4 separate regions of the Homo sapiens genome follow, and all the other regions are linked to region 4. A link is a loop called in an ENCODE intact Hi-C map of the cell type or tissue named here. Cell type or tissue: heart left ventricle. All regions are shown on one strand.

What was found. Peaks named below come from ENCODE experiments on the same cell type or tissue, not always from the same donor. Only the 100,000 strongest peaks of a DNase experiment are listed, where the experiment ranks them.
Region 1: a loop joins it to region 4, with 3.0 times the contacts of the local background. A loop is called at or near these places in 4 of 110 quality-filtered maps.
Region 2: it touches region 4 in a loop (11-fold over the local background); 6 of 110 quality-filtered maps call a loop at or near these places.
Region 3: it touches region 4 in a loop (5-fold over the local background); 2 of 110 quality-filtered maps call a loop at or near these places.

The regions. Positions count from the first base shown.
Region 1 is chr12:115,171,955-115,179,954 of GRCh38, forward strand. No RefSeq gene overlaps it. Among named protein-coding and RNA genes, the nearest start is that of TBX3, 490 kb to the left of the region's middle. In heart left ventricle, no CTCF peak of the experiment used is centred here; a DNase peak (open chromatin) is centred at 3,162.
Region 2 is chr12:115,657,218-115,665,217 of GRCh38, forward strand. All of the region lies in intron 1 of LOC105370003 (a long non-coding RNA gene), which reads right to left. Among named protein-coding and RNA genes, the nearest start is that of LINC02463, 230 kb to the right of the region's middle. In heart left ventricle, a CTCF peak has its summit at 4,282; no DNase peak of the experiment used is centred here; H3K27ac peaks cover 1,897 bases.
Region 3 is chr12:115,499,618-115,507,617 of GRCh38, forward strand. The region is part of intron 2 of LOC105370003 (a long non-coding RNA gene); the gene reads right to left. Among named protein-coding and RNA genes, the nearest start is that of LINC02463, 380 kb to the right of the region's middle. RefSeq lists a silencer at 7,527-7,821 and an enhancer at 7,699-8,000. In heart left ventricle, a CTCF peak has its summit at 4,796; no DNase peak of the experiment used is centred here; H3K27ac peaks cover 1,305 bases.
Region 4 is chr12:115,750,291-115,758,290 of GRCh38, forward strand. All of the region lies in intron 1 of LOC105370003 (a long non-coding RNA gene), which reads right to left. Among named protein-coding and RNA genes, the nearest start is that of LINC02463, 130 kb to the right of the region's middle. In heart left ventricle, a CTCF peak has its summit at 3,044 (motif pointing left); no DNase peak of the experiment used is centred here; H3K27me3 peaks cover 1,238 bases.

The DNA of each region.
Region 1 (8,000 bases), 580 kb before region 4:
ACCACTGTATCCTCAGTGCCTAGAATACTATCTGTCATATAGTGTATGCTCATTAAACACTTGCCCAGTGAAAGAACAAATGAAATGAACCATGATATAGCATAAGTTCTTCAGTGATCCCAGCAACAATTGTCAGCAAGAAAAGGGGAGACTGAATTATCTAAGAATGGGGCAAGTGAAGTATTCTTGGAAAGATGAAATTTGCAAGAACGCCTGTCTCGGATTCTGGGTATGCAGGTAGAGGCATTCATATTCTGGGCTGGTATCTTTCAGAGAAACTCGTAAGCTGGAAGAAAGCAAAGCAAGTCAGACAGGCCCTGGTGGTATCCAATTCTGAAGGTGCAGGGTTTGAGGAGCCCCCAGCTGTTTCTGATCACAACCAAGTTGTGTGTCTGCCCCATCAGCATCCTCCTGTTTGGGAGACAGGAACAGATGAACAAAATGTGGAGGATGGACATGAGCAAATGCCACATTTGCAGAGCAATTGCTGGAGGGTCACTGAGACAGGAGACTGGAATTTTATCTCAGTTAAATCCCATTGAGTTTTCCCAGATTAGAAAGAAGGCTTCATTTTCTTTGGAGGATTTGTTTTTTTAAGTTTGCCTTCTCTGTACATGATCTCTGTAATAATAAACAGTAATAAAAGTGGGGTGGTGGTGGTGGTGACTATCTCTCCTCCTCTTTCTTAACAAGGGAACTTTACAACATCCTTTTAAAATATGATCTGGTAGTTAGGTCACTGGTCTTTGAGATTCTTCCCAAGAAAATTAGTTGTTTTCATGTTGGCGTCTCGGTGCACAACCCTCTCTTGGCAGGTCTTTCACGGATGATGTAAAAGACAAGAAATGTGTCCAAAACCCAGGCACACCATCTTTAGAGCTTGAATTTTTAGACTCACAAACCCTTTATATCTGCAGCCTTTGCGTATCTGGTCCTCACTGAATCATGCCTAAGAGCCCGCCAACTGAACACTCACCTTTTGTTTAAGCTATTCTCTTTGCCAGAGAGTCTCCATTTCTTCCTTGACATATGCTGCCTGTCCAAATTATTAGCAGCGTTTCATGTGTGACTTAGCTGCTATCTCTGCTGTAGTATAGAGCAGAGCACAAAATAGGTGCTCAACTAGGCTTTGGCTGAACTGAGGTTCAGGTGGCAGAACTGAAAACCTTGAAGACTAAGCTCTTTTCATTACTCCATGTTGCAAAGGACTAAAAGGGAGTAGAACAGAAGCTTGACGGGGGGTCCTCTGGTGATGTCAGCTAACACTGCTGAGTCCTAAATGCCAGGCACTGTCCCCAGTGCTTTGTATGGATCAGCTTATTTATTACAGCTTAGGGTGACATTCTGGGGTACGTGGGAAAATCCCAGCTTATCCTCCATGTCCCAGACCAATTCTTTACAGAGTTGCCATCCACTCTCAAAATTATCCTGGTTAACAAAACAAACTACACAGGCTCACTCAGTTTAATTGTCATGACGGCCCTGTGAGATAAGCGCTATGATGATCTTTGCTGTACAAGTCAGGAGACTGGGATTCAGAGAAGTGCAGTGGCTCGCCTAAAGTCACACAGTAGTAAGAGGTAGAGCTTGGATGTAGACAGATCAGATTCTTATTACTGAAGGTAGAATAAGAGGAAATACTCTTTACCACCCAGAGTTAAAGAAGAGAAGGTAATGTTAAAAAAAAAAACCTTGGAAACATTTGGGCCACGCAACATACTTTATAGGTTAGGGTAAGATTTGGTCCACCCATATATTCATATAATATGTACTTACTGAGTGTTAGTGTGTACCAGGCTTGCAGTTGCTGGTGCAGAATCATGAATTAGACACATGCACACACACACACACACACACACACACACACACACACACACACACACACGTATGCTTTCCGCCCACAGTGAGTATGAAGCCTGGTGGGGAAAACAGATGTGGAATTACACCAAACATTATAACCAGAGCTTTCTCCTATACTACACCCAGTTTACTCTAAAAGACAGGCCCAAACTGTCTGCTTTTTGACAAATCCAAGATATTGTGGAGCCTATGGAGTGATTTGGAAAACATAAAGAAAGAATTTTTGGCAACAGTAAAAATCACCCATATTTCTGATTTATCTTGGAAACAAAAATTGTGGGTGTGACAATATCTGGCCCCTCTTCGTCCATGGCAGAAATTAATTCAACGAAGTAGCAGTTCCCCTCTTTAAATGAGAAATACACTCGAGAGTTCAGCAGAGGCCCCATCTGGGCTACATTAATCATTCATGTCACCTTGTTGGCTTCTAAAGGCATTTGAGTTTACAATTCTTGCTTTACATATAGTTTCTTCCTTAAGTTTCCTTATGAGCTACTTTTAAATTTTTTTAAGGTTTTAAATATACCTATTTCCTGAGTTTTCTATTTATGTTCAACATGTTGAATTGTAGGAATTTCTTTTAGAAAAAAAAATAGCTTTCTGCATGCTACAACTGCCTTAGGTGATATCCAAGGTAGACGTCACTAATCAATCATGACCCTCCTGCCCATTGAAGTGGCCACAATGTCTTCTCCACAGCTGTGGGCAGCCATTACTAATCAATCAGAATTGGCATATATGATGAAACTCATCTGCTTCTCTAAATTTTTATCTATTTAAATGCCTTAAATACTGAGGAGTATATTTTATTCTTCTTTACTTACACCCTATTTCTCAAGGTGGGTATCCTGGTAAGACTTTCCAAATGTGGTGGCTGGAATAAACTCTACCAGGCAGGCCTTATCTGAGCCCATGTGTCTGCCCACAGGGTTTACTGGGCTTCTGGAAAAGGAGCCAAGACTTCTGAAGGGAGGAGAAGGGAAGAACAAAACAGCTCCTGGAAAGAATGTTCCTCTCTCTTTTCTTTTTTTTTCTCTCCATCTTGCAAAAAGGTAGAAAGAACAATACCAGCCAGCCAAAAGCTCATTAATGCACTTGACCTTCCAAAAGAAAATTAATTCCAACTTCACACCTACCGGCTGTGCTGCTCGGCTTTGTCAAAACGTTGGCATCATTAGAGAGGAGATGACATGGCTTGAGGGGACAAAGAGTCTGCCACCTCCCCATGCTAGGCTGAGTTAGCAGGAGCTGGCAGGAAGCACGCAGAGGCGCCCGCCCTGTCAGCTTTTCACTGTGGATTAGGCTTCCTTCTGTTGGCTCTGGAAATTGTTATCACTGTCGAGCTGCCCCGATGATTCTTACCAGGCTCCCTGACAGCACAAGCCTGCAGAGGGGTAGCCTTCCTGGGGGCTTATGCTGGAAGGCTAGCAGACCGTGCGTGTGTGTGTGCATGTGTGTGTGTGCATCTGCATGTGCCTGTACGTCTGTGGGCGTGTGGGAGTATGTGTGTGTGAATTTGGGCATTTGTGACTGGGGAGTGTGTGTGTGTGTGTACTAGTCAGGCTTCTCTAATGAGACAGAACTAATAGGATAGATGTATATATGAAGGGAGGTTTATTAGGAGAATTGACTCACACAATCACAAGGTGAGGTCCCACAATAAGCCATCTGCAAGCTGAGGAGCCAGGAAGCCAGTGTGAGTCCCAAAACCTCAAAAGTAGGGAAGCCGACAGTGCAGCCTTCAGTCTGTGGCTGAGGGCCTGAAAGCCCCTGGCAAACCACTGGTGTAAGTCCAAGAGTCCAAAAGCCGAAGAACTTGGAGTCTGAAGTTCAAGGTCAGGAAGTGTCCAGCACAGGAGAAAGATGGAGGCCAGAAGACTCAGCCATTCTAATCCTTCCACGTTCCTCTGCCTGCTTTTATTCTAGCTCTGCTGGAGGCTTATTAGATGGTACCCATTCAGATTGAGGGCAGGTCTGCCTCTCCCAATCCACCGACTCAACTGTTAATCTTCTTTGGCAACACTCTCACAGACACACCCAGGAACAATACATTGCATCCTTCAATCAAGTTGACACTCAATATTAACCATCACAGCGTGTGTATAGTGTGTCTATGTGTGAATATGAGCACGAGGTATGGTATGTATGAGGTCTCAGGCTGGGCCAGTGTGCGTATGTGCGTGCTTATGTACAGGTAAATGCTTTTGCACACATACATGTGCATTTTTGTATGGATGCGTGAGTGAGCTTGTATGCATGTATGTGTGTATATATATTTGGGCAGAATGTACATGCCATCGTGTGCATTTATAGGTATGTGTGCTTTGCCAAGTACATACATGTGTGTAATCTATGTAAGGTAACTCATGTGTATGCATGTTTAGGATGTTTGTGCTCATGTAAGTGTGTAATTGTAAATGTTTTGAGTCTGTGCACACATGAGTGTGTGTGAGTGTGTGTTGTTATGTGCGCATGTCCACACTCATGTATATGAGGTTGTTTACAGTGCTACTTTTGTCCTCCCCACAAAATCTCAGGGCATACTTGGCCACCAGCAAATCATAGACACCAAACTCCCATCCTTTTATTTAATGACCTTGATAGTTGATTATTTATAAATTATGGTAGTTATTATGACAAAATGCAGAACTTTTTGGACTTCTGGACTCTTATTATTTTGATTTTAAATGATTATTTTGAAGTTTATAAGACTTGGAGAGATCACTATCTTTTCATTGTTTGGGGCCTCTAAATATCTCAATCCAGCCTTAATTTACATGTAGGCCATAATACATTGCACATGGAAGTGCATGTGTGTTTGTGTGTGTGTGTGTGTGTGAGAGAGAGAGAGAGAGAGAGAGAGCATATTTGTGTATTCAAATGAACAGTAAGTCCCTATATATGAGAGCAAAGGCAAGTAGTTCTCCATACACATTCTTGGCCAGGCTTTAGTTTAATGAAAAAATATACACAGAGCTTCATCTGGATCAAGTACCATTTTAGGTGCTGGGGAGAGAGATTTGAGAAAGCAGCTCCTGCTCTTGGAGAGGGTTCCTCATTTTTGCCAAATCTAAATATCTGATGCAGGTCTTCATGGCTCTGGGTGGAGATGGATTCTGATAACATGCTCAGGCTCAGGAAAAAGAGGCCACATTTGATTAGTGATGTCTGCCACAGACACAGGATGTGGAGATTGCAGCAAGTATGTCATTTATTTGCCAGAGTCAGAATATCACGCCCCAAATGACTCTTTGTGGTCCTGTATTCAATTTCTTCACTTTATAGCTGGAGAAATTCTTGGTAGAAAAAGAAAGGAAGTTGTTTAAAGGAGGGCTGAGCCTAGAGTGAGGGAAGCAAGGAGCCTAGCATGCAAAATTTAAGGAGGCACTCACATTCAGGCCTGTGAAAATGCCAGCCCTTCACTTACACGACCCTGAGAATAAGCACCTCCTTAAATTTTGTGCCCTAAGCGTCTCATTTGTCTAATGTTAGTTCTGGCTCTGGTTCAAAGTTATCTTTTCAAAAGTCACCACATACTCTATTAGGAAGAATCACTGCCTCTTTACAGAAAGTTCAGTGCCTTTATTTGCTAACACTCATTTGGTTAAAAGTAATAGAAATCAACTGAAGCTTGAGAAAAATGGGACTGGAATGTCTCATAGAACCACAGAGCAGATGTTAAGGTAGGGAAAAGAAAGGCCTAGAACTGGGACCCTGCGGAAATTTCTCTCTCCATCTCCTGCACTTGCTTCTTTCTTCTTTCTAGGCTGAAGGGCTTCCCTTGCTCCATCAGTTCCAAATTCTGAGTGTTTAGGAAAACTTACTTTTCTTACCTATAAGGTAAAACACTGTTTCTCACTTTCTGGCTGTCTTACCTCATAGGGCTTTAAAGAATAATGTATATAAACCCCTCAAGTGGCTGACAGGGAGTAAGTGCTCAATATATCTTGGCTATCCTCACTCTCATCACCATTATCATTATCATCACTACCATCATCATCATCATCACCACCACTACCATTACCACCATCATGACTATAATAAACATCATCATCACCATCACCACAATCATCATTATATAATCATCATTACCATCACCACCATCATCACCATCAGCATCATCACCATCACTACCACCATCGTCATCACCATCAGCATCGTCACTGCCATAACCATCATCATTACCATCAGCATCGTCACTGCCATAACCATCATCATTACTATCAGCATCATTACCACCATAACCATCATCATCACCACCATAACCATCATCATCACGATCAGCATCCTCACCATCACTATCACCACCATCATCACCATCAGCATCATCACCACCATAACCATCATCATCACCATCAGCATCATCACCACCATATCCATCATCATCACTATCATCACCATTATCACCCATCACCATCACCATCAGCATCACCCTCATCATCGCTACTACCACCACTACTACCACGATCATCACTATCATTATTACCACCATCCCCATCATCATCATTTCACATTCCTTGCTCATGTGGGCTTGGAAATATTGGGGAATACTCCCCCGTACTTCCATTTACCACATGGCATATTTCCAACTTTATGGAAACATTGACTTCCTCCTGCAATGCCCATCCCAAATTCCTTCGAAAGGCACTCTGATTGGCATTAGAAACGGCTAATTATGATCTAATCAACTATGGCCATGTTGGGTACAGGTATTCAGGGAGGCTATTTCTAATAGAATGGTGCAGTGTAGTAAAGGGATGAACAAGGCATATACCCCCAAAGTGGCCTAAGTTCTTAAATATTCCTTGGTTTGGTTTTATTGGAACACAACCAAAGAGGGTGGAGAGTTCTTCTGTGCTATTTTGACCTGTTTTCAATTTATCCCCTCAACTGTTGAAGACCCTAAAAATGGTTCAATCTTCTCTACAATTGGGCTTTCCTGGTCCCAGGTTTTGAAGTTCAAGAAAAGCTGCAATTAGTTCACAGTTTGTTCTGATCTAGTAAATGCCACTGAGCCCACTGGACCCAGAATAGGTAGGTTTTGTGGTGCGTGGGTAGCAGGGGTGAGGAGACAGCAGGAACAGGAAAATTCTAAAACTTGGAGTAATTATGAATCATGATGGAGGTAGAGAGAAGAGAGACCTAAAATTCCAAGTAGAATAGGAGCCCAGAAAGGGAAGATAGCAGCAGAATATAGAAGGGAGTCTGGAGTATAGCACTATTGTCTACTGGAGGAGGAGGAGAAGAAGGACAGGGAGGAGGAGGGGGAGGAAGAGGAGAAAGAGGAGGAGGAGGAAAAGAAGGAGGAGAGGAGGAAAGGAGAGCAAGGAGGGGAAGAAGAAGGGCAAGAAGGAGAAGGGAGAAGGGAAGGAGGAGGGGGAGGAAGGGAAGAAGAAAAAGGAGAAGGTGGAGATAAACAGGCAGTGGTAGTATTGGATGAAAAAGAATGAAAATGGGCCGTGCACAATGAAATCCCAGCACTTTGGGAGGCTGAGATGGGTGGATCACTTGAGGTCAGGAGTTTGAGACCAGCCTTACCAACATGGTGAAACTCTATCTCTACTAAAAATACAAAAATTAGCTGGGTGTCATGGTAGGCACCTGTATTCCCAGCTGCTCAGGAGACTGAGGCAGCAGAATCGCTTGAACCTGGGAGGCGGAGGTTGCAGTGAGCCGAGATCGCGCCACTGCACTCCAGCCTGGGTGACAGAGCAAGACCGTGTCTCAAAAAAAAAAAAAAAAAAAAAAAAAGAATGAAAATGGTAATGATGATGAAGATGAAAATGATATTTCTGAGGGCTGCCGAGCTTCAGGGAAGCCAAGGTCTAGCTCACACATCCTTCTGAAACTCGCCTTCTCTCCCTCATTATGCCCTAACCTACAATGCACACCTGCCCTCTACCCCACCCCCCAGCTTTCCCAGGACAAGAAGCAAAGAAAAGCGATTGGGATCCCCCAACAATAATTCCAGAGTTCTGGTTCAAAGGAGGGTGGTCAGGTTTGGAGAGCTCTGCCCTGAGGTAGAAAGGGGAGGTTGAGAGCAGCTGGTGAATAATTGATCCGTGTGGCTGGGCGGAGGAAATTGCTGATCCCATATCACCAGGCCCTGGAGGTGGGGATGGGGCCCCCATGACACAGGA
Region 2 (8,000 bases), 93 kb before region 4:
CTGGAGTGAATGAGCAAGACAGGAAATCAACCACCTCACACATGAAGCTGAATAACAGTCTTGAGACAACACATTCAGACTTGTCCCGAGGCTCTGTGCCCACTTGTCCAGTGGCAGAACCCGAGGTGAAAGTCCACGAGGAAAATAGGAGGAAGGACATTCGTGGATAGAAGATCTGGCTTTCCACATGAAGGAGGAATAGCTCAGGCAAGGACTGGATTTTAAAATTCCTGGTCCCTCCCACCAAGTCTTATAACAGAATGGTGTTTGGTGAGCACTCAGCTGACTCACTGACTGCCAGTTGTTCAGGAGGGGTAAGGGAGCAGAGGGGAGGGTATCTCCTGGAGAGCACTGGCCACCAAAGGAAGCTCCATGAATTCAGGGGGCAGGAGAAAATGTGGAGAGGAGATGGTTCCATTGTGGATCTGCCTGCCTGGCCCCCACACCCTGTTACCCCACAATCAGCCACCGACTTCATTCATTCTGGGCCTTTGTTTCATCACAGTCATCATCTTCATCACCCTCTTCCTCCTCTTCTCCTCCTCTCCTCCTCTTCCCCTCCTCCTCATCCTCCTTCTTCTTCCTCCTCCCCTCCTCCTCCTTCTTCCTCGTCCTCCTTCTTCTTCCTCCTCCTCTTCCTTTTCTCCTCCTCTTCCTCCTCCTCTTCTTCTCCTTCTTCTTCTTCCTTCTCTTCTTCTTCCTCCTCCTCCATCTTCCCCCCTCCTCCTCATTACTATCATCATCATCACCATTTCTTCCAGTGTTTATTCTATATATTTCTGCCAATATGCTAAGTACTTAACAACTGTACATGTACTTTCTCTTAACCATCACAGCAATTTAAGGAGGTGATCACTACTCACTACTTGTCCTGGTCTGGTTTCCTCCCCCAGAACAGGTCTTGAGATAAGGATTTGTGTGTAAGTGGTTTATTTGGGGATAACCCCAGGAAGTCTTGGAGGGAATAAAAGGCAGGAGCGCAGATATAAAGGGTGCCTTGCTGAGCAGTTACCATGGTGGGTAACTGGGGCCTGGTCTTGCCATGGGCCCCTGAAGGGCTGTGAGAACACACCTCAGAGTTGGCCCAGGGAGGAAATGGGGTGGATAAATAAGGGGTATTTATTTACCACACCCCATTCCTCATTGGTTGACATTGCTTCTGGGGGCATCAACTCTCTGATACTTCTGACCATCCTGGGCTGAGCACATATCTGCAGTCAGACAGCCCTTAGACAGAGGACTAAATGTCAGTGTTTTGGCAACTGTCAATCTAAGCTGTAGTTGGCTTGAGAGGTTAGAGGGGGCACAGGGTTATAGGCAGGGCACCAAATAGCATCTATATGATTATTATTCCAATCTTAGAGGAGAAGAAATAAAAGCTTAGAGAGGTGAAGTAACTGATTTAGATCACAGAGCCCATAATGGTGGAGCTGGGATTGAACCTGGGTCTATGGATTCAAGAACCTGAGCTATTAATTCCAATGCTCCCCAGCCCCATCCATTAAAGGTGGGAATTAGTTCTAAACTGCCTTCCACCTACACCTCACCATCTCTGGTTCCAGCTAACAAGGTTTAGAGTTGAGGGAGAGGAGTTTTTACATTCATGTCTGTCACCCCTCTCTGCTGTCTCTAGGACAAGTTCAGTAGAGAGGTGGGAGGGGGTTCAAACATGAGGCTGGTGTCCCTGGCAATCATGAAACTTCCACCTTCCACATCAGCTGGCTGTTCATCCCTCTCCCACACCAATCAATGAGGCTTGAGGCTCTGAAAGTTTGGAGAAATCATTTAAACATTCTGACCCTCAGCTTCCTCATCTAGACTGTGGAAGAAATGATGAGTACCTACTTCATAAGGTTGTTGACAGAATTAAATGAGATAATGAATAATAAGAGCTTAGCATAGCATCTGGCATATAATAAGTGCTTGTTAGTTTATTATTTCTATCATGCATTATTAATTATTATAATTACCTGGGAATCTGATCTTCCACCTACAAATACTTTGTTTCTAAAATGAAAATCAGGACATTACCTGTGACAGAGTCTAACAACAAAAGGCAATAAGGAAAATAAGACAAATTCACACTTAATTTCCCTTGATGGTCTACCATACCGGGGAAGCTACAAGCTGACCTGTATATGCGTCTTTATGGAAGGGGAGAAGGATGTGTGTGGAAGCCTACAGCCATCTGGCCAGGCCCCTCTGTTGCCTGATGTCAACGTTTGACTTGTTATGGCCCTGTGATGGCCCTGCTTTTCTCCTTGCCCCCATAAATTCTGTTCTCAAGGCAGCAGCCACCAGAGTAGTCCTGTTAAAACATTAAGGCAGATCCTATCACACTTCTGTTCAAAATAAAACAATGGTTTCCTTTCCTCCCAGAGAACAGCTAAGCCTTGACGACGGCCACAAAAGCCTCCATGCTGCAGAGTCTGAACACTTCCTTTATCTCCTGCCTCCCCTCTGGGCCCTGTCTCCAGCTCCCCCCACTCCATACTGATTCCCTTGGTTGTTTTGACAGCCCAGTGCATACCCAGGGTATTTCCACTGGCTGTTGTCTCCTTCTGGGATCTTCTTCCTCCATAACCAAATGGCTTACTTCGTTGCCTCCTTCAAGTCTTTGTCAGATGTCACCTTCTCAATAAGGACTTCCCCAACCACACCATTTAAATTACAACAATCTCCCATCCCCATCGCACCAGTGAGACTCAACTCCCCTTCACCTACTCTATATATGTATTGACCATCAACAGACTATCATTTACCTATTTAGTATTAAATAGTTCACAGTTTACAGTCTTGTCTCTGTCCCTATAGAACTGTTCTCCCTTTAGAACAGTTATTCTTGCTCCCTATAGAATGGCATCTGCAGACATATCTTGGGGGCAAAAAGAGTAATTTTTTGCTCTACTGGAATCTAGTAGGTAGAGGCCAGTGACACTGCTACACATCCCACAATGCACAGGACAGCCCCCACGACAAAAAATTCTCCAGCCCAAAATGTCAGTAGTGCTGAGGTTGAGGAATTGTGCTATAGAATGAAACTTCCCAAGGACAGGGCTTTTTGGTTGATTTTCTACATTTTGCTATATTTCAGCATCTAGAACAGGACCTGGAACATAGTAATCACTCAATAAATATTTGGGGGATGAATCATCCTTAGAAACGGTCCCCAGAGGGAAGACTTTCAGAGTCTGGAGATCTCAAAAACATGCAAAATTCCTTTTAAAATCAGCAGCAGAACAAATACACGGACACGGATCGGACAGTGGGAAAGACCCAGTTCCTTGTTTGTAAAGGAATCGTTTCCACCGGAAAGAAAGAAAGATGTCCTCCAACGGCCCCACCCGGAACTCGCACATTGTGTTCTAAGTTTAACACACCTTGTGCTCTCTCTGCTGAAACCCTTGGCTCCAACCCATAATATCTCTGAATCCAGGAAACCATTATGACTGGTCAGGGTCAAAGGTTGCTCCTATTGTAACCCACTTCCTCCATCAGAGTTTTAAATTTGGAAAACGTTCTTATTGCTATTGTATGGAATGTCAGCTCTCAGATAACCTCAGAATTATTTTTATTTGTCTACCATGACCACCCCACCACACACCAAAAAAAAAAAAAAAAAAAAAAGGTTTAAAAAAACCCCGCAGAGTGGGAGGGGGCTTTCCTCAACATACTGTTAACAGAGAAAGAATCAGATAAGAGCCAGCTGATATTTTCAGCCTTTAACTGAATAAAGGGAAGGAGAAGTAGTTAAATTCCCAAAGGGCCCCCAAAATTAAATTCCAATATACTTTTTAAGATGGCTAGGATAGGAAAATGATCAGAACCCTAAGAGCGTAGCAATTTTAGATATTAGCAAGCACTTAAAACTTTAAGGAGGTTGTTCTAATAGTCTAGGACATTTCCGGAACTTATTGCCCACTTTTTATTTTTACATGAGGAAGAATTATAGTACCTATAAATATGCCCTGGAATTGTAATGAGGACAGGAGAGATATCTCTATATTTGACCAGGAAAAGAAGAAGATCCAAAGGGAATTTGGGTGATGAGGAATGCCAGATCTTGGAACTACATACAGTAATTAAATGGCAAAAGGAAGATTGTCTTGGCCAACAGTCCGGAAAGACTGGGCACCTTGCCATTTTTAAGGAGAAGGCATGTTAGAGGAAAGAGTAGCTGGAAGGTCTTTGAGGCACTTACAAAGTCAGAAAAAAAAAGTTATTTCAGTCAGTTCTGCAAATATTCAGAGCCTTTCCTCTGTTTAAGGCCCAATGCTAAGTGCTGGCAGTACAGACAGGAGACGCTAGAGTGTGATGCCAGATGCATGGGCTTTGGGTTTTGATGGCTGCTCTACCACTTACTTGCTGTGAGCCTGAGAAGCATACTTAACCTCACTAAGACTTGGTTTCCCCAACTGAAGAATAGGATGGAAAATAATCATTACCTCATGGGGTTGTTGTGAGGATGCTGTTTGACAGAGTCTCCAGCATGTTGAAAGTATTGAGTAGTAAACATTAGCATTATTAGAAGAGAAGGTTTTTCTTAAAACGTTCAGATTCTAATGGGGCAAACATCGTCATAATTAAGAGAGCAGCTATAATTTATTGTGCATCTGCTATATGCCAGGTTCTGTACTATCTCATTGAATCCCTGCAATGCTATCTCATTGAATCCCAGAAACAATCTTTGATAGACATAAGCACTGCCCAACCATATGTCTGGTTCTCCTTCAGCCCTTAGGGCAACTGCACAATCCAATACTCTTTGCATTTGGGTTGAGCCATGTGATTAATTCTGGCCAATATAGTGTGGGTTAAAATTATGCCTGTCACTGCCTTGCTGGAACATTTAATTGCCTATGTATGACCCTGACGCTCATAATCTTCTCCTTGCCACCATGGCAAGTGCCATGCCAGTTAGTGGGGTCTTGGTCATCATTGAGCCCTTGCTGCCTAGAGAGTCATATTTGCCCACTAACATACCCTGTACTGGCACCTTTCCCTTCTCTTCTCATTTTCTTACTTCTGTATCAGTACTTCCTGGTGGAATCACTTCCCCCAAAGCTTCTTGTACTCAAAATCCAGTTGCTTGTCCCTAAGGTAGTCATCTTCACCACTGAAGACAGACCTTGAAAATCCCATCTGGAATTATCTAGAGATGAACTAAACTCTCCATCAGGTTAAAAAAAAAAAAAAAAAAAAGTGGGTGTTGCTCCAACTCCTTAATCTAATTTATTTTGAACCATCTTCTGTCTATGTGAATATTGCTCTTAGTCCTACAGTGAGAATAACAGAGAGGAGGCCCCTGCTAATGTGCAAAGAACACGTAGCATGAGGAAGAAATAACCCTGTGTTGCTCTAAGCCATTGAGATTTAGGGATAGGTCATTACTATAGCATGACTTAGCTTCTACAGGCTCTCATACAACCCTATACAATAAGCACCATACTCATCACCACTCCACAGGCAAGGGACATAAGCTCAGAAAGGTTAAATGATCTGCCCACTTTCTAAATCTCACAACTAGCAAGCCCTGGGGGCAGAATTTACACCCATTTCTGTCTGAGTTCAAAGTTCACGCCCAAAATTGCTATACCATACAGATAAAAGGATCATTCATTTGCACTTAAATAAAGATTTGTAAATTATAAAACATTAAATAACATGAAGAATTTGTTGCCAGTATAGAATGTTGGAAGACTACTCAAGCAAAACCGTGCCTTCTCCTGAGAATTGAAAACAGGGCTTTAAAAACAGGCTAAAATAGGCTGACACCTCTGATATAGATAAAATGACCAAGTATAGCATCCAGAACCGAAACAACACTCAATACACATTACTATGTGGACAACAGGATGGGAGAGAGGGAGGAAGCAGGGAGAAACTTCATTTTCTGTTGCCATGTTCCACATTGTCATGAGACAGGGGCAGATGAAGAGAATCTCTGGTTACTGGGGTTGGGAAGCCTTTATTCTTCATCTCCTTCATCTGTTCAGAATGATTTCATGAGCTAATTAGCCCAAGGGTAGCCCTCAACCAATGATGAATATAAGGTAGATGATAAATGCTCAGGTCTCCTGCCTCTCAACTCAGAGATGAGACAACACTGAAGGATGTTCTATACAATCTCCCAGAAGTCCCTAGAGTACGATTACCAGATTAAGCAAATAAAAATACAGTAAGCCAGTTAAAATTAAATTTCAGATAAACAATGATCAAGTTTTAGGATAGGTATGCCCTATGCAATATGTGGGACACACACTAAAAAATTACTTGTTTAGGCAGGGCACAGTGGTTCACGCCTGTAATCCCAGCACTTTGGGAGACCAAGGCAGGCGGGTCTCAAGGTCAGGAGTTCGAGACCAGCCTAGCCAACATGGTGAAATCCCGTCTCTACTAAAAATACAAAAATTAGCCAGGCATGGTGGTGGGCACCTGTAATTCCAGCTACCTGGGAGGCTGAGGCAGGAGAATTGCTTGAACCCAGAAGGCGGAGGTAGCAGTGGGCTGAGATCGTGCCACTGTACTCCAGCCTATGTGAAAGAGCGAAACTCCATCTCAAAAAAAAAAAAAATTGCTTGTTTATATACATTTAAATTTAACTGGAGCCTTGTGTTTTATCTGCCAACCCAGAATCAGTGGGATAGAGCCCCAGTTGCTCCGAGTTGTAACTTGCTTGTTAATACATTATTTTCACTTCCTTACTGCCCTACCAGTGATTCCTAGAATCACTTCCCAACTAAACTATTGGTCCTCAAATTCTAGATGCTTCTAGAAAAACTCAACTTGAGACAGAGACCTTAAGCCACTAATGGTAGAGGTACGGAAGTTTCCCTATCAAAGACTCTGGAATGTATCCAGTCAAGAGCTAAGTTAACTGGCAATGATTTCTTAATTATGGCATCAAAAGCACAGGCAACAAATCCAAAAATAGACAAGGGGGACTACATCAAACTAAAAGCTTCTCTATAGCAAAGGAGACAATCAACAGAGTGAAAAGTTAACCTATGGAATGGGAGAAAATATTTGCAAGCCATATATCTGATAAGGGGTTAATATTCAAAATATATAAGGAACTCCTACAACTTGACAGCAAAAAAACAAACAAGCATTGAATAACCCAATTTAAAAAATGAGCAAGGAACCAGGTGCGGTGGCTCATGCCTGTAATCCCAGCATTTTGGGAGGCTGAGGTGGGTGGATAGCTTGAGGCCAAGAGTTTGAGACCAGCCTGGGCAACATGGTGAAATCCTGTCTCTACCAAAATTACAAAAATTAGCCAAGAGTAGTGGTGCGTGCCTGTAATCCCAGCTACCGGGGAAGCTAAGGCAGAAGAATCGCTTGAACCCAGGAAGTGGAGGTTGCATTGAACTGAGATCACACCACTGCACTCCAGCCTGGGCGACAGAGAGAGACTCTGCCTCAAAAAAAAAAAAAAAAAAAAAAAGGCAAGGGACCTGAATACAAATTTTGCCAAAGAAGAGACATAAATGACCAACAGGTATATGTAAATATGTTCAGCAACTCTAATCATCTAAGAAGTGCAAATTAAAACCACAATGGGACATCACTTCATACCTGTTAAGATGGTCATTATCAAAAATAATAATTTTAAAAACAAAAACATGGAGAAGTTGGAACACTTGTGCACTGTTGGTGGGAATGTAAAATGGTGTAGTCATTATGGAAAATAATATCAAGTTTCCTCAAAAAATTAAAAATGGAACTACCATACAACCCAGCAATCCCACTTCTAAATATTTATCCAAAAGGATTGAAAACAGGATCTCAAAGAAATATTTTCACACCCATGTTCACTGCATTATTACTCACAGTAGCACAGAGGTGGAAACATTAATGAATAATTTGATAAAGTGTGGTATATACATACAATGAAATATCATTCAACCTTTAAAAAGAAAGAAATCCTGCCATATGCTACAACATGGATGAAGCTTGAGGACATTATGCTGAGTGAAATAAGCCAGGCACAGAAGGAC
Region 3 (8,000 bases), 250 kb before region 4:
TGGGAAGTGCTTTCCTCATTTGTATGTTGACAGATAGCCCAGCTTCTGGGTATTAACCACCTGCCTGGATAATCATCTCCTCTTTTAACCTCCGTGACCATTCTTCCCTCTAGGCCAACTCAATGCAAAAACACAGCACTCAGACCTGGTTCTGGGTGCTCAAGTTCACGGTTGCATTCAGCGTCATGGTTCCAGGTCAGAGTGTCCAGGCTTCAAACAGTGACTCCACCACCTACTAGCTGGGTTCACTTTGGGCAAACGATTATAATGGTCCTCAGTTTCCTTCTTGTTATTGGATTGAATTGTGTCCTCCCAAATTTTATATGTGGAAGTTTTAACTCCTAGTACTTCAGAATGTGACTTTATTTGGAAATCGGATCATTGAGATTTAATTAGTTAAAACGAGGTCCTGTTGGAGTAAAATGGGCCCCTAATTCAATATTAACAGGGGAAATTTGGACATAGGCCTGCAAATTGGAAGAACACCATGTGAAGACTGAAGTTACGCTGACACAAGTCAAAGGACTACCAGAAGCTAGAAGAGAGGCCTGGAGCAAATTATTCCTGCTGTGTTCAGAGGGAGCATGGCCTTGCCAACATCTTGAACTTGGACTTCAAGCCTCCAAAAGTATGAGACAATACACTTCTGTTGCTTAAGCCAACTAGTTTCTAGCATTCTTTTATAGCATCCCTGGGTAAATAATACACATCTCTTACAAAATAAGTAGTCTAGAACAGTCCTCAGTATGTAGTGAATGATATTTAAGTATTTGCTGTTACTGGCTTTGTGGTCTCTGGAGGAGTCTTCTACCTCTCTGAGCGCTTTATCTTCCTCTCATCTGAAGGAAGACCAGTAGCTCTAACTTTCAAGGACCTATATATGGCAAAGACAGTGGAAGAAACAAACATCTCTTTTCTTTCCTTAATTTTTTTAAATTTTAAGTTCTGGGATACATGTACTGAACGTGCAGGTTTGTTACATAGGTATACAGGTGTCACGGTGGTTTCCTGCAGCTATCAACCTGTCATCTAGGTTTTAAGCCCTGCATACATTACGTATTTGTCCTAATGCCCTCCTTCCCAAACCTCCCCTTTCTTATATAGATTATTCAATCCTTCACTCTTTTATTAATTCATTCAACAACCACTGGGGATACAGCATGTATATAAAAGTCAAAATCTGTGCCCTCAGAAGCTCACATTCGAATGGTGGAAAACAAAAGAAATACGGTGAATAAATGAATATGGTAGATGAGATGTGTTCAAGTGGAAATGAATGCCACACAGAAAACTAAGACTGGAGAATGGAATCTATTTTAATAGGGAGAGCAATGCAATTTTAAGTGGACAGTCCAGAAGGCCTGTTATCACCGTAGTGTTCATTTGAGTAGAGACTTAAAGGAAGTGAGAAAGTCAGTCATGTGGATATCTGACGGAACAGTGTTTCTGGCAAAGGGAATTGCGTGGGCAGGAGTGTGTTTGGTTTGTTGGAGAAATGACAGAAAACGAAGCCCTGCAGAAATGATAGTAAGGATGGTGGGAAGCAGGGTGAGTTACAGAAGCACCAAGGATTCTGGATTCTCCTGGAGGGGGAAATTAATAAAACTTGGAGCTACTACATTTGAGTACTTACTATGTGCTGGGCACTATCTTTTTTAACCTTCAAACAACCTTATGGGTTATAAGTAGAAACATTATCCCCATTTTAGCAGATAAGGAAATTGAGTCACAAAGAAGTCATAGATCCTGCCTGAGGTCACAGATCTAGTAGGTGGTGGGTCCAGGGGTTTTTCCTTACATATTCATAGGGAACTCAGAAGCAGAGGCCATTTCAACATAGTCGGGTTGAAGGCTTGGCTTACTTGCATGAATGGAGAAACGGGGAAGAGTATTCTAGGACAAGAGAACAGCATAAACAATGATAAGGAGGGATAGACATGCTAGATCTCACCATAGAGCCATAGCCATAGAAGCTAGATTTCTAGATAATCATGCAGTGAAAATTCCTTTCCTCATTTAACATACATTTAATGAGCAACTACTGTGTGCCAATATTTGCTGTAGTACTAGGAATGTAATGCTGAACAAGGCAGAAAAGATTCCTGTCCGTATGGTGCTGACATGGGCATCCCCATTTTACAGATGATCCAATGGATGCTTAGTGAGTTTAACTGGTGGCCCCAGGTCAGTGGGTTTAATTGGTGGCTCCAGATCATGTAGCTTGCAAAGAGAGAAGCCAGGATTCTGGCAGTGCCGGGTTTTCCACTTCTATGAGGTCTTTTCTTCAAGTATATGTAGCTCAAGGGTCAGGGACTTGCTCTCAGACCTGTCCTGGCTCTTCCTCTCCTGCCCGTACCCCACTGATGGGCAAGTAGGAATGGTATCTTGAGAAAAGTCTGGCTGCAGAGGGGGCCTTGGAGACAAAGCCAATGTGTCTCCCATTTTCCCACTCTTGATCTCTCAGTCTCTTGGCCTATCCTTTGCCTCACCAACACCTCTACAATGATTTCAGAGGAGAACTCCCATCTGTCGAGCCCTTTACATTTTCCTATTCATCCTCATGCCTCTCACTTCCATGGCCCCACAAGCCCATGAGGTCGGTATAATGATTGTCCCCCTTTTACAGATCTGAGTACCTTGGAGCTAGGAGTGGGGCAGGGATTTAGCGAAGATGGTCTAACCAAAGGCCAATGGAGACTTGATGTCTTATTTCTAATCTCAGGTCCTGTGCTCCTGTGGCTGATATAAACTTGAATATTTTTCTTTTTTTATCAAACACCTTCAATGGCTATCACTACCCTGAGGATGAAGCCCAGTCTCTGTAATATAGCCTACAATGTCCTTATGGAAAGTGACCCTTGGGATGTCTCTCAATCCTCATCTCTCACAGTTCCCCAAGAGGAACTCCATGCTTCAGTTGCAGTAAACCCCATTATCTCACCCCTGGGCCTTTGCATACGCTGTTTCCTGTTCCCCAACTGCTCTTCTCGAGCCTCTCAGCCAGCATAACTCTCCTCATCCCCCAGTCTGCACAAGGACCCCCTCTGCTGAGCTCTCACAGTCCACATTCTAAACTCAATTGCCCCTGAGGCAATTGCTCCATTGTTCATCAGTTTTCTCCTGGCCTGGGAGCACCTTAAAGGCTCTGGGTCCCTGGTGTGTGGTAGATGCAGGACACATCAATCAAGGCAGAATGCAGAATCTAAACTCAATTCCTATCTCCATCATTTACCCACAGGGTGACTAGGGTGGCAGCCTCCAAGATGGCCTTCAATATTTCCCACCCCTTGGCATTCCCAACTTTGTTCAAGTCCCTCCCTTGTTGTATCAGGATTGGGCAGTGTGACCCACAGAATATGGCAGAAGTGATAGTATGTCACCTCTGAGGTTAGGTCATAAAAGAGAGTATGGCTTCTTCCTTCTCTCTTGAATCACTTGCTCTGGAGGAAGCCAGCTGCCATATTGTGAGGATGTCAGGCAGCTCTGAGGAGAACCTCACATGGCAACAAACTGAGGCCTCTTACCAAACAGCCAAGGCAGATCCTTCACCCTAGTCCAGACTTCAGATGTGGGCCAACCATTTACCAACACTTTAAAGTTCTGGTAATTTGTCAATGCTTTAAGGAATTAATTTATGTAAAGTGTCTGGTATTTAGAAAAAACTGCTTATACATTTGCTATTATTTACAAAATTATTTTATTTAAACACCACAATCCCCTAAGAGAAAGACTATTATTCCCATCTTACAAATGATCATACTGAAGCTTAGAGAGGTCAAGCAAATTACATAAGGTCATATAGTTAGCTATGGTCGTGTAACAAGTTAGTCCAAAAGTTAGCTGCTTAAAAAAGAAAAAAAATCTTATCATTTCTGTGAATCAAGAATTCTGGAGTGGCTTAACTGGGTGGCTCTGGCTGAGGGTTTCTCAGAAGGTTCCAGTCAAGATATTGGATTTTATTTTGAGATGGGATTTTGCTCTGTTGCCCAGGCCACAGTGAGCTATGTTTGTGCCATTGCCCTCCAGCCTGGGTAGCGGAGTGAGATCTCATCTCAAAATATAAAATAAATAAAATAAACGGAGGCTCAGAGAGGTAAAGTAACTTACCTAAGACCATACAGCTGCTAAGTGGCAGAGCTGGGATTGTGAACCGAGTAATCTGAGAGCCCCACTCGTCACTATGCTCTGCGCTGTCTCATGTATCAAGGACTTAGCTGGTTCCAGACATGTAGAAATCACTCAGTCAACATTAGCTAGTATCACAAAATGATTTTTGCTATTTCTTAATAACTCTTGCTGGTATTAATTCTCAAGTAACTAGTAAGTTCATTCCGTTGATCAATTAATGCTTTACCATAGAATTCTTTTTATCTCTGAGACCTTCCTTGATTTGTTCTAAGTTTGAGCTCCACCAGCCAGGAAACCCAGAGCTCACACGTTACCTACGCATGCTTCAGGCACTCCGCTACACACTTTACTAATGCTACCTCAGTTAATCCACCACCAGCCTCTGGTAATATCATGATCTTCATTTTACAGATGGGGAAACTGAGGCAATGGGGCAGCTGAGCAGGAGTTCCCCGTCCAAAGTCAGGTGGCTTTCACTGCCCATGCTGTAACCTACCATAGTTGCAGACCTGGCTCACAGGCATATCAGAAGGCCAGGGAAAAATCTTTCAATTTAACCACACCAAGACGCTCTCTGAATCTGGTCCTTTCTAAGCATATCTAGTGGTTTCCACCAAAACACATTTCCCAAGGCCTTCAGAGCAGCTTCTCGGCTCTATGAAACCCCCTAGCTGGGGCCTTCCTTCCTGTTTTAAGAAGTGAAAGCATAGAGACACCAGCCCAGGCCCAATATAGTTTCAGATCTAAATTTAACAACAATAACTCGGCTCCAGCCTGACCCTGCAGAGAAGAAAGGGGAGCAGGGAAAAAAAAAAAAAAAAGCAACGACTAATTCTTCACAAATTAGGACAATAATAAAGTTCCTTTCAAGTGTCAGCGCATATTCTTAGCAAGAGCGTAACACCTAAATCAAGTCCAGGCTGTAAAAACGGCATAATAGCAGGAAGCCAGGCTACAGGCCTGACTTCCTCTGGGGAGACAGGGGATTTGTGGGGGTGTCCGCAGGCTGGACAGGCAGGGATGGAGCCAGGCAGGGCCCAGCTCACTGGGAGGCACACACCTCTGTCTGGCCTCCACACTGAGCCCCATCTGGGGTTGCCCATACAGCCCCCTGCATAGGCCTTTGGCACTAGAGCTTTTAACAGTCATCAGCGTACTTCTTGTCCACCCTCTCAGCCTGTCTTCTTAGAATGGCCCAAGTGCACCTCTGAAAATGCTAGTCAAATGGGCAAAATGCACCTCGTGGAACAACACGAACAGGGAGCCCAATGGCCCAAGGGCCCAGCTGCTGCGCTCTGGAGCTCCCTGCATGAACAGGAGGCCGTGTGTTCTGTGGGCCATCCCCAGCCAATGTCTGAAAACGGCAGCATACTAAGGCAGGCCCGTTCCTGGGAGACGCAGAATTCCTTTCATAGTTCAAGGGCTCCCCATGGCTTTGATGAATCTTTCTTGGACAGCTTGGCAGCTTGGGATGCTTCCACCCAAGCTTCTCTGTATCTCCTTCACTAGGAATCAGACCTGTATACCAGTCCTCCAGCTAGCTCTCCTGCCTTTCCCAGCTCTCTCTCCATTTTCTCTCCAACAGGCACTTCTCCTAAAAAAAGCTTTCCACATTTAATCTCGTCTTGGCACCTGCATCTTGGAGGACCCAGATGAGCACATTGGGTGGTGTCGCTTCTCACTGTAACACCCTTCCAGGAGTTTCTTTTTTTGCCAGAAGAAAATCTAAATTCCTTGCACTGGCCTACAAGGCCCATGACACTTCTCTAACCCCAAATACTCTTCTCCTCCCCTTGATGGCATTCTTGCTATTCCTTGAACATCCCAAATTGTTTCTGCCTCGGGGCCTTTGCACCTGCTCTTTCTGCTGCCCAGACCACTCTTCTCTGGGCCTGGAAGCTTCTCACTCATCCAGCAGGTCTCAGCTTAAACATCACCTCCTCAGAGAGGTCTTACTTGATCGAAACAGGCTTCCTGTCTGTGCTCCCCAATCAATACCTACTCCTTACGCTGCGAAAACACATCAGACTTTGCACTTAGTTGATTTGTCTGACAGCCCTTCTTGAATGTAAGCATCTTGAAATATCATAGCCAGCATTTACTGAGGACTGACAAGGGGCCAGGCACTGGGTAAGAGCATCACATGTTTTAACTCATTCGATCCTCTCCCAATCCCTGTGAAGTGTAGGTAGTACTGTTGTTGCAGATGAAGAAACTGAGGCACAAGAATAAATGAATTTCCTGGGGTCATAAAACTGGGCAGCAGAAGAGCAGGGCCTGGATTCAGGCTCTCTGGCTCCAGCATCTGCCACCTCTGTGGGGATGCCGTTTTGCCTCTTGTGAAAAGATGACACCACTGTATACCAACAAGGATTTCCAGGGCTTCGCCCTGTGTCTGGCACTGAGTACACACTTTGCAAAATAGAGCTGCCAGAGGCGTTTAAACAACAGCAACTCCATCTTCAATAGGGGCTGGGTAAAATAAGGCTAAGACCTTACTATGCTGCATTCCCAGAAGGTTAGACATTCTAAGTCACAGAATGAGATGAGAGGTCAGCACAAGATACAGGTCATAAAGACCTTGCTGATAAAACAGGTTGCATTAAAGGAGCTGGCCAAAACCCATCAAAACCAAGATGGTGACGAGAGTGACCTCTGGTCGTCCCCACCGCTACACTCCCATCAGCGCCATGACAGTTTACGAATGCCATGGCAACATCAGGAAGTTACCCTGTATGGCCTAAAAAGGGGATGCATGAATAATCCACTCCTTGTTTAGCATATCATCAAGAAATAACCATAAAAATGGATAGCCAGCAGCCCTTGGGGCTGCTCTGTCTATGGAGTAGCCATTCTTTTATTCCTTTACTTTCTCAATACACTTGCTTTCACTTTCTTTACTCTATGGACTTGCCTCAAATTCTTTGTTGCACGAGATCCAAGAACCCTCTCTTGGGGTCTGGATCAGGACCCCTTTCCAGTCACAGAACTCATTTATTGTGTGCCTCTTGCAGACCAGATGCTTTCCATAAAAAAGCCCTATTCCCTTTGCACAAGGACCCCTAGAAGATGGGCCTGCAGTTAGTCTCCATTTGCCAGCTCCCCCTATTCTCTACCCTTCTCTGTCCCGTGCCCCTGAAGCTGACCCCTGTGGATGACACCTCCTAGCACCTCTGTGATCTGCTTCTAGCTGGGGTCATCTAATAGGAAGCACTGGCAGGAGATCAAAGGGAAGAAGGAGAAAAGCCAGGTGTTTCTTCCTTGTTTCCTCCCTAATTCAGAACCACATTTCTGGAGGGGTGTGTCCGTCCCTGACCTGTGCCAGGTGACTCATCCACCATGACCCCGGCCCTGCCTGGGCTCCTGAAACCCTTCTTCTTTTCTTCCTACTTCAGCTTATGGATGTGAACAGCTCTCCACTGTTGCTAGACTCCTGATGCCTCAGCACCTCATGTTCATGTGATTAACCCTGTCCACCCCGCTGTAAGTAGTCCCTTAATTAAACTCTCATAGTTTGAACCATCTAGGGCAGATTCTATCTCCTGCAGGCAGATGGATGAGATTGCAAGCATTAAGATGACCTATCCTATTTTACAGATGAGGACAAAGAGGCTTAGCGATTACAGGCACCAGCCCAAGGTCACATGACTCAACTTACTGGGAGCACTCTAGTGTGCCTGCCCCCAGTTCACCTCCTCTGTCCATTTCTCATGCTGCTCATTGTTACAAAGAGCCATCTGAACCCAGTGGTTAAGAGGACTGGCTTTTGAAGCCATACAGACCTGGGTTCAAGGCCCAGTTCTGTGACCTGGGGCACCTTATCTGCTCCCGGCTGAGCCTTATTTTCTTCATCTGAAAAATATGGAGAATTA
Region 4 (8,000 bases):
GAGTCTTAGAGTCTGGCACATAATAAGCCCTCAGTGAGTAGTTGTTGCATGAACAGGGTGAATATATAAATGGGAGCAGGGTAGAGGAGGAAGTGTCCAGGTAGGAAGAAGTTGAATTTTCCTCCTTAGAATGGTTGGGTTGCAGGGTACTGAACATTATAATGAAGGCAGTCATAGTCCAATCCTTACTCCCAACCCCAGGGTGCACAGAAGAATCAATCTCTCCAAGTATTGTTCCAACAAGGAAATCAACTTGTTCCTACAAAGTAATTCCAGCCAAACAGGTCTGCTCGTAGTTCTCCAAGCAAGCTAACTTTGCCTCAGAGCTTTAACCAACCAATGTGGCTTCCAAGACAAGAGACTTGGAAGGAACCTTCAAAGTCACAGAGAAGGTTGGGGTGAGGACAGAAGGCAAAAGAAAAACAAATAAGAAGGCAGAAATTCTTGGACAGGAGGGCCCTCTGACCCTGGCTTAGGCCTCCAATTGTAATCCTGTGTGGCAGTTTCCAAAGAACTAGGACTGAGATGGTGGGGGAAAGTGAAAGAGAGCCAGAAAAATTGGAAGAGTCTTTTCCCTCCAAATTTTGAGCCTGAGAAAACTCCATTTTACCCTTGGCTTATTGTATCCCATATGGCACTTCATCAGGTAAGCAGGACTTTTTTTTTTTTTTTTTTTTTTTTTAAGAGACGGGGTCTCACTCTGTCACCCAGGCTGGAGTGTGGTGGTACAATAACAGTTCACTGCAGCCTCAACATTGTGGGGTCAGTCAATCCTCCTGCCTCAGCCTCTTGTGTAACTAGAACTACAGGCATACACTACCTTGTTCAGCTAATTTTTTTTTTTTTTTTTTTTTTTTTTTTTTTTGGTAGCAATGATGTCTCACTGTGTTGCTCAGGTTGGTCCCAAACTCCTGGCCTTAAGCAATTCTCCTGCCTGAATTTCCCAAAGTGCTGGGATTACAGGCATGAACCACCATGCCTGGCCTAAGCAGGCTTGGATATCCTTCTGTTCTATGAGACTTGTGGTGCAAAGTTCACTGCCATACAAGAATTGTTGGGCCTGATACGGTGGCTCACACCTGTAATCCCAGCACTTTGGGAGGCCAAGGCAGGCGGATCGCTTAAGGTCAGGTGTTCGAGACCAGCCTGGCCAACATGGTGAAGCCCTGTCTCTACTAAAAATATAAAAATTAGCCAGGCATGGTGGTGCATGACTGTAATTCCAGCTACTGGGGAGGCTGAGGCAGAAGAATTGCTTGAACCTAGGAGGCAGAGGTTGCAATGACCTGAGATCACGCCACTGCACTCCAGCCTGGGTGACAAAGTGAGACTGTCTTAAAAGAAAAAGAATTGTTGGCTTCTCTCAGCCTCCACCCAAATGGCATCTCCTTAGGACAGTAAGTTTTCACTTCCCATTTCTCAATACCTCAAATATCTCTCTCCCCTGGGACATTGCTCCAGGAAAGGTCAAGGGGACTTTTGGTTCAATGGATTTTCTTCATTAACAGAGAGCCCTTTCTTGCCTCAGAATGTATACTTGAAAACCATGCTTAAATGTCCTAGTTTGAGGCTCACTCTGCCAGGTGTTTAAACTCTAGCTTTATCTTTCAGGCTATGTGATCTTGGGCAAATGACCTAACCTCTCTGAGACTGTTTCCTCACCTATAAAGTGGGAGAACAGACCTCTCTCATGAATTTTGATGAAGATGAAATGAGATGACAAATGTAGAACACCAAGCACAGTTTCTGGTTCCAACAAAGGACCTATGATCCACAATTATTATTTCTGTACTGGGATGAATTCATTTCTTGAGTAAGGGCTTGGATTCTACCGCCAGCTTTTCTAACTAAGATTTTGTAATTCTAAAATAGTATGTTGAATAAACAAAAATAGATTTTTCTGTCTTATATAAAATTAGAGCTGCAGAAAATGCAAAAGAGATAAAGAACTGGTTCACTTAGACTCCAGGATGTATCATAAAAAGTTTTGTTATTTCTGTTGTTAATACATTCCTGATAGCCACTTGTTTCCTGGTTATTTGCCTTTTTGGCTCTGATTGGCCAGGTTCCAGTACATTGAGGTTTTCACTGCACTTGGAAGCTGTGTTTTGAAGACCTCGAATCCTCTGTGAAAATGAAAACTTCTTTTTCCCTTTTCTCCCCAAACTTTGGTGGCCAAATACCATCACCCCACACCCCCCGATTTTGAGGACTCTTCCCACTTTAGATGCTTTGTAGCAGTGTTTCTATAATCATCCATTGTCCCAGAACTTAAAGTCTTTTGGCCTCTGAACTAATTCCCATCCTTGCCTCTCACACTGAGAAGTGGTCAAGAAAAAATTTTGGTTCATGCATCCCCAGTTTTAGTTCAGATAATTTGACTCTACCTTCATAATATATGTCACTTTTGCTTTCAACCATTATCCTCATCATTCAACATCATATTCTTCTGTCAATTGCCTTCCCATTTCTAACAATGTCATGTCTAACAATGCCCTGCACATGCACACAACTGCACAAACACACAACCACACATGATCATCTCCCTTTTCTCCCACTACCACCGGCATTCCTATTGTGATGATTTATATTCAGCAGAAATTTTTGGGAAAAGGTTTGAGGAAAACTTTTTTAATGTCTTCCATTACCACGGGGCATGTGAAGGTGTTGTAATTATACCACTAACCAAAGAATTCATTTCTTTCCTGAATCCCTGAAAGAATCTGAATAATCTGAGGACGTAATAGTTTTTTTCCCGCCCAGTGTGGCAGGGCAAAATACACCCATACCAAGATAAATGGTTCCTTTCTAGCTTTAGCAAAAGGTTCTTAAGAGCCGGCCAGCCCAGCAACCACCAAATACAGCTCCTTGACTTGATTACCTTCTTCCTTCTCTATATTTCTTGACAGTATCTTCAACTATCCAAAAGCAGGCCCAAAGTGCCTGTCCCTAACCTAGTCTGAACGTCCAAGAACAGCACAGCAACCAAATCAGGTCCAAAACTAGTAAGCAGAGGCTGGAGTGCCATCTGCTGACTATTTTTATAAGACATCTTCCTGCTTAGCCCACACCACTAAATGCCCACACCACCCCATTTCAAGGCTGCCAAAAGAATCTAATGGTATAGCTTCAGGCATAGGAATGCATGAATTTTTTACTATATTAATATCTCATTATTCCATTATTGGGAATAGGCATTTAGAAACAAAGCCTTCTTTTCACTTTTTTTTTTATTTAAAGGCAAAATGAAAAATCTGGGAAAGACTGACTCTTTTATAATTGCTTTTATTATTGATGTTTTTGTTATTACTATTACAGTGTTATGTTAATAGATAATAATAATAGCAACTCTTTGAAACTCCAATTTTGCACACTTTTAATCTGGATCTCCAAATCAGCATATCACAGTTTGCAAAAAGATTTATGATCCTCTGAGAGCTTACGAGACCATAACAGAACAAAGGCAAAAAATAAAATAAAATAAAATAGAAGAAACTGAAATGAATGAGTGCGCTGCCAAAGGAGCAAGAATTCAGCTCATTCAGGTATATTTCAAGATCAGGTTGATAGGCGTTTCCCATGAAAATAAGCATTTCTACTTAAGATCAAATGGACTCATTTCTTTTTTCCAGGCTATTACATTTTTTGTTGTCCTTTAAAACCAGAGGAAACACTGGGAGTTCTCCTTTTTAAATAACTGTGCCATCTCTTAGAGAGAAAATGGAAAATCCCATAGTTAGATGTCCTTCTTTAGGGTTTATTTTGCCTCTATTACTTCAGGTTTCAAATTAGACAGTAAATTTGCCAAAATCAATAGAGAGAAGAAAGATGTCTTTCTTTAGAAGAACGGATGACATGTTTTTATTTGTAATATTCTCAGGAAGTATGTCGATAACATGCAAAAATCAAATACTCTCTTTCCAACTGCACCATGTAGGAGTTTTCCTAGATGGCCATCTACGTAAATTTTGACAAATATATGAAAAGTAATACACATTGCATATATACACGTGCATGTTTTGATCTGTTATCCTCAAAAGCACCCACCCTGAAGAAGACACATTCACTAGTCGGATGTGTATAAGCTTTCTACACTGAACAAGTCTTTGGGATTCTAATAGTTTCTTTTGTTTGTACTTTGCTCAGACTTTCAGAGGCATCTACAAATTCCAGATCTTTCTTCAAGGGGAGGACTTGGTTAATATTTCCTAGTATTTTCAGCCCCTTCGTTGATTTCCTTCCTTTCTAGTATTTTTAGTTCCTGAGATAAAACCTCATTTATAATAAAGTCAAAATCCCTGGAAAACATTTCGTCAATGAAACATCCAGCTTTGCTATTCATTATTTCATTGAATGAATGTTTTTTCCTTGAAACCTGATGGCCCAACTCTGATTATTTAAAGGCAGACACAAAACTAGAATTGTGTCTAGTTTTTTAATATTTAATACGTAAAACTCTTCTTTAAAATATTTGTACTTTGCCATAAAATGGCCTATTCAAAGGCACAAATTTGCTAGGACCAAATCATTCAATTTAGGAATAATCGTATGTCAGCACCAGACCCAATGTTGGCAGATCCTATTTAATTTATCTCTCAGCCTCTTTTTTTTTTTTTTTTTTTATCATTGCAGGTTATTCATGATCCCTAGTCTAAAATGTTGAAATTTCAAAGCATGACTGAAAACATTTTAAATGAAGACTAGTCAAATAAGAAGCACTATTTCTTTATAGGGTCCTTTCATTATTTCCCCCAGAAATTTGGGGAGGTTTCTGCAATCACCATACATTCGAAATACCAGCTGCTAATTTCCACATAATTTTCTGCCCTGTTTAAAAAGGATTTTTTTGTTGTATGGATTTAGTGGGGTTAGGATTGAGATAGCGTGTGTGTTTGCACGCTCGCATGCAGAAAGATAGAGAAAAAGAGAGCGCACATAAGTAGTTTTGCTTTGAAGTCCCTACATAATTACTGTTAAGATCTATCAAAATGTACCGAGACAGCTCTCCTTGCTGAAATCTGATGAACAAAAAGGCAAGCAACGTCCAGGAAGACTGTAAAAGAATGGATCAAATTAAGAGCAAGAACAAATGCAACCAAGGTAGACTGAAAGATGTTGTGGTTTCTGTCGTTGTTTATGTGTAGGGAGGAATTAGAAATGAGAAGGAAAGACAGATGGGGGAAGAAAGCAAGGGAGAGAGAAGTTGAAGGAAGGCAAAATGGAAAAGAAAGAGGAAAACATTTATGGGGGGATGATAAAGAGAAAAGGAAGGAAAGAAGGGAGGGAAGGAGAGAAGGAAGGGAAGAAGAAAGAAAGAGAAACATTTACAGAGTTGTGGGCAGGAGAGCTGTTTTATCTTTGTGTGTTTTCTAATTCAAAGCTGTATGTCCTTGGTGCCGAAATTAAACATTACATATGGAACACAGAAAGAAAAGGGGAGAAAGAGTGGGTTTCCCTTTTTCATTTCCTTTGTTGGAATACTGGTTTGGAACATCTAAAGAGAAAATGGTTGCAATGTTGCAGAATTTTTCTTCTTTCAGTAATGATCAAACTAGCAGCTGCTTTCAGCAAAAGTTCTTAATGTCACAGTGCTCCCTGGAGTATTGCCTAGAAGGGACCCTAACGTCAACCTTTTAACTTCCCTTCCTCACTCTACTTGTTTTTCTTACAATGGGGGGAGGAAGGGATAGGAAAAATTTTAAACAGTCTCAGAAGCTTTTGAAGAGCTGCCACTGGCCAGGGGAAAGGAGGATTTCGAGAAATAACTTCCGATTTATTTCAGATAGTTAGGAGAAGGGGGAAAAGGGAATAAGACCTTTCTCTTCATTTTTGTCTCCCCCCCGCCCTTACCCCCTTAATCCTATTTTAGTTGAGGTCTGACCTTGGAAATTTCCAAAGGACTTTAATCTCCTGTACTTCAAATTGCTAAAGGGAGCTGAAAGAAAGAGTGCTGCATGTGGGTAAAGGTGGTTTAAAATGGTTTATTTATGAATGGTTTAGGCTTTCCTGATAGTAAGAATGTTAACTAGTTCGTTAGGCACTCTCTGTAAATATAAACCTTTTTCAAAAAATTTATTTCCTCCTTTTTTTTTCCTTCAGACAAAATGCATTCAATCATTAAACCTCAGCGGAGAAAAATGATCTTAAGCCTCCTGCCCCTGGGCAGATCTGACACACTCAAACGTTAATATTCTCAGATAGCTTGGAAATGCCATTTGGTGCTTTCTATAACTACACTGCTCTTCCCCAATCCCCCGCTGCCCTCTGCAACTTCTACCAGAGAAAACAAATTACCTTCATCTTGAAAGGGGGGGAGGTAGGTAGAAAACAAGAGAATGAATTGTTTTTATAAATATTTTAGAGATATGAAAGAAATCCAGGCACTGAATACGTTATGCAGATCTCAAATTAGGGGAGGTACGAACTGATTGAAATCATTAAGTATTTCACTTTTCAGATGAAAGGCTCTCGTTTTGCATTGCCATGTAGAGTTCTGATGTAATTCAAAGTGTCATTTTTGGAGGGGTTTTGGTGATTAAGACTTTTTCATTTCTCTCATTAAAGGGCCGATTTTCCTGATGTGGGTTGTAACTTCGTTCCAATCTGAAATTTCACCCACCCCTTCTCCCCGCCCAAAAAAAGGTCTATATTTACGACTGATTTTTGAAAGAATAACACATCCAGTTGTATACATATTTTTTAACTGTTTTTGATTGTATTGAATTACGAAATGCAGAAACCACTTTGCCGTCATTCTCAAAAGTCCATTTTAAATCACGAGATACGTCAAGGTATAATTACTCATATTTAAAACATTCTGTAATTATAAGAAGAAAGAATAGAAAAATGGCTTTAATAAAAGGCTATTGGAAGCAATTGACTCTCAGCAAATGTTGGTCTTTTATAAAGTTCATAATTTCCCAGTAAATTATTTTTAGTTACTAAACATCTTAAACATGAAGGATCTTAAAAGAATTCCTCATCTGCCACCACACATACATGCACAGAAAAAAATTATAAAGTTTTCTAAAAGTGCGTTTTTAAAAGACCTCAGAAACGGAAATATTTCTCAGGAAATGTCGAACACAAATGTCTATATAATATCTACATGAAATAATAAATCAAAATCAGTTTTTTTCATCTGACAAAACACAATAAACGGGTTTAGAATATTGTTTGAAGCATTTTTTTTAGCTTTCCAAAAGACCAATAATAGATGATGCCCTATTGGGAAAGATAACATGTGTTTTCTTGTAGCTTGGTGGGAAAAATATTTTTTGCTCTTTGTAAAGGAAATCAGATATATATTTGGGGGAAAAGAATATAATGTTTCACTGTGATACGGTCCAACAAAAACCCAGGAAATTCAAGGTTCAACTGATGCTTGGCTAAAAATTCACACCATTGTGCCCCTTTACTGATGGCAGATTTCGAAGCCCAGAATGTATGGGTGAACCTCAAGTTTCCTAACTTCAGCCTCTTATGTCTAAACATCAAATTGTTATTTAACTATTAGCCGGTGTTAGACTGCCTGCCATTTTTTTTCTTTTGTTTTCCCTTGGATATTTTATATCTTTGCTGATCTTTCCAGCACATCACCTGAAACGTATATACTGCATTTTAATCCCAATGGCTGATGCTATCTCTGGATAAGCTGAATTTCTTTTTCAATGGGAAGGGTATTGGACGAGAGAGAAGAATCACAGAATAGCAGGGTGTTTGAGCTGAGAGAAACTGGGGATACAGAGAAAGTAAGAGAAAACACAGATGGAATGAAAAGCTGGAGAACTGGGATAGAAGGGGACCCAGAATTGTCAATGGATTTCTTTTGGTCTATGCCTAGAAATACATTAACTGTTAGGGAGTCTTCCCTTCAGGAAAGTCTCAGTTCCAGAATCAAATTATAGGACCCAACACATTGTCAAATATTTAAACCTCTAGTGCCATACCATTTGTAGATTTCGAGATCATTACTTTACTACTAGATTGTTAATTACAAT